2 separate regions of the Homo sapiens genome follow, and region 2 is linked to region 1. A link is a loop called in an ENCODE intact Hi-C map of the cell type or tissue named here. Cell type or tissue: heart left ventricle. All regions are shown on one strand. Each heading gives the region's core, and the rest is flanking DNA. Links, peaks and the distances in the headings are about the cores only.

Region 1 (2,921 bases), core at 211-2,710:
ATAAAGAAAGGCTAATTTATTTAGAAAGAAAAACAGAAACTGTAAATAAATATATTTTAAATATAAGTTTGACAGAAACAGATTTGGGGGTTGTAATAGATCACAGATTAAATATGAATCTCGTATTTTTGTATTCTTAAAAGCATAAGCATGGAGCTGTGATCTTGAAACATACAGAGAATGCAATGCCTAGCTTGTCAGACTGACATCAGAATCCTTAACATCCATCAGGCAGCAGAGGCACCATGGAGTCTATGGAGAATTTCTCCCTGCCCCAAAATGATTTCTTGGGAAAAAATAAGAAAAAAAGGCAATGTAAAAACAATGCTGATAACTACTGTAAAAGATTGGGATTATAAAAGAATAGTGTAGGTTGTGGTATGAATATACAAAAAAAAGTCTTTGACCACTGTTACATAGTTTAACAGAGTTTAGAAAATGTAAAGCTTAACATTAACTCCAAAAATAAAACATTAACCATTAACTATATTCCACTTCACGTAGCCTCTTTTTCTTTTCATGACTGCTTGCCGTCCCACGTACTTCAGCCCCTATAAACATGCAGAAGCCCTCCAATGATGCTTGGGAATAGAACCATACAGAGGCATTTCAATAATGTAATCCCACTAAGTTATTTAAATGCCCTGTCAACTCCCAGCACTCCCTGATGTCACCTCCCTCAATCCTCCCTCATGCACTGTGACAACACCATGGAAGCCTCTCCACTCAGCCTTCCTGCAGTCACTTTCTCTTGCTCCCTTCTCCATCTTAAATGTTCTAAGAACTCTACTCTCAGTTTTATATACTCCATTCTCCCTGGATGGCCTCCTCCAGTACCATAGCTTCAGCCATCAGCTATATTTGGGTAATGATCACATCTCCAACACCATCTCCATGTCTCCAGCATCATCTCCACGACTCCAGCACCATCTCTCTCCTGCCCTCCAGATCAGGATTTCCAGCATCTCCAACTGCATCTTCCACCTCTGAGCCAACATGACCAAAATACAAAACACCTGTGCAACCTCAGTCTCCTATCTTACTTAATGGCAACCCAAAATACCCTTTTTACATGGAAACAGGGAATCTCCTTTTGCCCTACAACCAAAGCTTTCTCAAACTCATCTCTTCCTCTCCTTTCCCCACCTCTGCTTCTGCTGCATACTTTTATCATAGACCACTAACTGGTATTCCTACATTTTGAGGGTTTTTTTTCCCAAAATTCAGAACTGATTATGTCACTTTATTGCTTACAATCACCCAGGGTTCCCTGTTGCCACAGGATAACTCTAAACATTTTTGCAATATCCCTCCCACTACCTTAAATGCTCTCTGGGCCTAGCTGTTGAACTCCTCCACTTTCATCAAGATTTAACTCAGATGTCACCTCCTTTGAAAAACCGAATAGTCCCCACAAAATTGATTCTCTTTCACAGACTCTTCAGTAATCATATGACACTTTATAAATATTTCTAGTTAGTCTTTACTACAGTGTACTCTGATTACTTATTTCATGTGTATATTCACTTTAAAATTTGAGCTCCCTAAAGTCAGAGACCTTATAAGCCCAACAGCCAACACAGTGCCAAGGATATAGGGTACTAATAATTGTCTGATAAATGAGAATGAAAACAGAAACTCCTTTCTGTTCCATTTTCTCTTTATCTTATATCCAGTAACATTTCTAGAAATTGTAATATCCTCCAATGAAATGTATTTTGAATTAGTCAGGCACCTCAACATATACAACATTAGAACTGGATGTTCAACCTAATTCTTGTAATTCTACAATGTAATCAGGGGCTTTGTGAAATGGGAATAATTAGGCTTTCTTCAAAGACAATCAAGGGTGCTTGTACCTCCTGCCACCCCTTACATTTCTTTAATGATGTGCATCCTGGAATCCCAGATTTAGCAGAGGTTTTGGAGGTCTAGCCCATCTGATCACCCAAACCTCAGTGGGAGGTTTACTTATGTAGATTTCTGAAGTTTCCCCCCTCACACATTGTCTCAAAATCAACGATGTTGAGAACACCTCACAAACAGAGTCTGCAATCTTACACATGAGGCTCTAGACAAGGTTCCATGGTTACCATAAACATATAAAACAGAAACCCATTCGATGAGTAAAAAGAATCAGAGGCCTCAAACTCAACACGGGTAGAAGAAATTTCACAACTGTGCTAACAGCAACTTTTTACTACAGTAAAGGGAAAAAAATTCTGATAAGTAATTCTTGCTGGCACAGTTAGGAGAAACATGAATCAGATACTCCTGATGAGATGTACAAAGTGCTCCATCATCCCATCATGCTGGGAAACAAAAGGCTCCAATATTGAAAACATCATCAGCTGGATCCCATGGATACAAGTTAAGGAACAATGACATTGATGATCGCGCAGCACATCCTATGGAAGCAGAACTGGATTTTCTCTTTTCTCCTACAACAGACCCTCTTACATGACTTTGGACTAAGAGCCACAGAGAAGAAAAGAAAGACATAATTATAAAATTTTAACTCTCTGTGCTTTAAGAAGAGTGTTTTAAGCAAGATTTTCTCTTTTTGATGTAAAGGCAGAACACAGCAGGATTGGGAACATACCAGTATGCTGATTACTAGAGAGCAAGCTGTGTTAGTGAAATAAAAAGCACTATTAATATTTTCTAGATGCAGGTTAGGTAAAATGAATGTATCTGAAGTCTACTTCTGTTGGAAAAAGGAAAAACATCGTGAGGCAAAACCAATCCTTAAGCTATACCTGCTGATATTTGCTTTACACCACAGTTAAATCTTAACAGTATTCAAGGGACCAGAAACTAGCCTCTGACTCATAAGAAAATCTTCCAATGGGGTAACGGAGGGTTGTGATATTATGGACTGTACAAAGAAAAGCTCTCCAACCTGAGCCCTGTTCCACCAC
Region 2 (2,921 bases), core at 110-2,609, 76 kb after region 1:
AATTTTCCTTTATTTAGACTGTTTAGATAGGGATCTTGCCTTGAAAAATGATATGCATTTTAAAAAACTCTTCGCTTCAGTGCAGGGAATTGAGTAAGTTTAACAGGTAAGTTTGTTCACACAAAGGCATGCTGATACCACTACTGAATCCAAATGCTCTGAAACCAGCAAATTAAAAATACCAGTGATAGGATTTGCCACTGAGAGAGGGAATTGGGGAGAAAATAACACTCAAAAAAGGAATGGACTATGTCCTTTCAACAGAGGAGAAAAGGAATATGGAAGGATATAAATAAGATGGGATTCTTTGTTCAGTTAACAAGGTCCAATTCCTTTAACAAAATTCGGAGTCTTTTTTTAATCATCAAAAATATGAGAAAACGGGTATTTGCAAAATCTCTTCAATCTATATTTCAATTCTGTAAAACCTACTTGCTACCTGAAATATCCCTGAGGTTTCTTTCTACAGAAATTAACCCCAATTGGAACATTTTCCCTTTTATAATTAAAATGTCGTCCTGTTCTTTCTCAACAACCTTTCATTCTCTGATTTTTCCACCTCAGATTTGCACAGGACACTCTGAAGAATTATTACAAACAGGACCAAGGCTTGTAGCCTCTTGGGCATTAAAATTCCAATAGTGGCAATAAATTTACCCTTAGTGGACCCACCGAATGTAGCAGACATGAATAAAATGCACTTCAGCTGAACCTGGCAGCAAATCGTGGTAGAAGTCTCTCTATTAAAACAACATTTATGGTAATTTCAGGTGTCTGCCTTGAATAACTGGTTGCTTCAGTGCCCTCTTCCTTCACATTTGGCTTGCCTCCCTTTGAATGTTTTTGGCACATCACGACTCAGTGCTGTGTCTGCACTTCAATGTCTGCATTTGCATCTGGTCATTTCTCTAGAGGGACTACTAAATCCAAATGCTCTACATCTCCTCTGAGTCAGGAAGGGAGAAAACCAAGATGAAAGAACAACAAGATGAGAGATGTAAAATTTCGATCTTGTTGGTAAGACCTCAATGCAGACTCAAGCCTTATGCTTTTGTTACTCCATTTCTGGGGGAATACAGCATCAGATCCCTTCTTATCCTCTGATTCTGTACTCCATGCTCATTTCTTAGAAAGTAGCTAACCGCCAAGTGTGTTGGTGTGTGCCTGTAGTCCCAGCTACTCTTAATGCTAAGACAGGAGGATGGCTTGAGCCCAGGAGGTAGAGGCCAGCTTGGGCAACATAGCAAGACACCATCTCTAAAAGAAAAAAATATTTAAGTAGCTAGATAACATTTGTGAAGTAAGTAAACAGGAGTCAAATGTCCAAGTGTCATAATGGTGTGTCTGACATGAAATTAAACATAAAAGATGTAGAAAAGGGCTGCTTCCCTTTTTCCTGCTGCAAGACTTTTGTCCATCCCTGACCTCAAAATCAGTTCACGAGCTCTGACCAAAAGGAAGGGAGATGAAGGCAATGGGCTAAGGATCTGTATGTAGTTTTCAGTGGTGGCATGTGGGTTCCAGGGACATGCCTACTTCTCAGTTTACCTCCTCTTTGTCAGCTGTGGTTAGTGGTATGATGCTATTGCAGAATTTCCATGCCACAAAAAATTCTGCCTCTCTTACCATTATATCACCCGAATTTCTCTTCAGGCACAGACTAGTTCTGTTGAATTCCTTAAGGAAGCAGAAGTTGGCTATCAGCTATACCTTCTTTAGTGTTTCTCATTTTGAAGACATGTCCACTGATGTGGGGAAGAGTGAAGTTTGGCCTATGTCAGAGTCACCAGGCACTGACTAATCTGTTTAGCATAGACTGCACCTGTGCACGTTATTGAGAAAAAAGCTTCACAGTCATGCACCAGAGGTAACTGATGATCCTCCCCAAATTGCTGAACAACTATCTGGAATTGCTTGTGCTGCTGCAAATGACCAGTGGCCATATGCTTTCCCCGTATCATTCTTTTAATCTTTTTCTTTATCTCCTAAGTCAGATTGAATCTTCTCAACATGTAGTACTGAATCTATGGCCTCCAGAATGATAGAGCTTTGTGGTTTTGATTCACATAATAGAACTTGAATGGGAGAGAAAGCCAGGCAAAACTGGTGAAAAATTTGTGGAGAGGGGAAATGGCAGAGGAGTAGAATGGGTAAATCAATTTACATCCAAGAAATGGATACAATAATTGGCATGTTAAAGCACAGAACTTCAGTGAACAATCATCATCAATGAAGATAGTCTATAAATGGTATTAGTGGATATGAAAATATGCACAGAGCAGGGAAACAGACACTAGGCAACAGATATCAAAGACTGTTCACACATTCTACACGATGTTTCTGTTTATGTAATTTTTTTGTTTTGCATTTTGGAAACTTATTCCTTTGGAGTAAACCCAGAATACTGTGTAGGTTTATAATTGACCTTTTTGCTAAGAGAGATGGAGGATTAGAGATTAGTGCTGTTAGTTGTGGATAAGGGCTAATTTTGCAGAGTCAGACTACATTTTGATGAGTTTAAAATTTCTAAGTATTATTTGCAGAGTATTCCATGTCCAAAAGCCTGGTTTGGTATGTCTTTGTCATGGTGACATGGTAAGTCTCTGTTGACAGGAAGTTTGCCACATTCAGTGAAGGAATTATTCAGTAGTATCAATTTCCTCTAAATGAGTAGGATTATCTTAATATCCTAAGATATTAGGAAAAAATTCTATAGATGATGATATCTCAGAAGCGCTTACTATTTTACATACAATCAGTTATCAAATATCTGAATAAGGGAGAAAGATCCTTATACAAACATCAATTATTTCAGCCAGTGACTTCAATATTCTCTCCTTCTAAATATTTTAATACATAAAAATACTGATGGAAAATTGTGGGTAAAATTGTAATGACTTTTGTGTGGAATTTATACACTG

What was found. A loop is a pair of places that touch in the nucleus more often than their neighbours do. Peaks named below come from ENCODE experiments on the same cell type or tissue, not always from the same donor. Only the 100,000 strongest peaks of a DNase experiment are listed, where the experiment ranks them.
Region 2: it touches region 1 in a loop (7-fold over the local background); 1 of 110 quality-filtered maps calls a loop at or near these places.

The regions. Positions count from the first base shown.
Region 1 is chr6:117,979,256-117,982,176 of GRCh38, reverse strand. The region is part of intron 1 of SLC35F1 (solute carrier family 35 member F1); the gene reads right to left. Among named protein-coding and RNA genes, the nearest start is that of SLC35F1, 73 kb to the right of the region's middle. In heart left ventricle, for the core only: no CTCF peak of the experiment used is centred there; no DNase peak of the experiment used is centred there.
Region 2 is chr6:117,903,461-117,906,381 of GRCh38, reverse strand. It overlaps LOC124901480 (a long non-coding RNA gene), which reads left to right. Exons shown (of 2, transcript XR_007059904.1): 1 at 1-106; 2 at 565-723. Among named protein-coding and RNA genes, the nearest start is that of SLC35F1, 2.3 kb to the left of the region's middle. In heart left ventricle, for the core only: no CTCF peak of the experiment used is centred there; no DNase peak of the experiment used is centred there; H3K27me3 peaks cover 2,388 bases.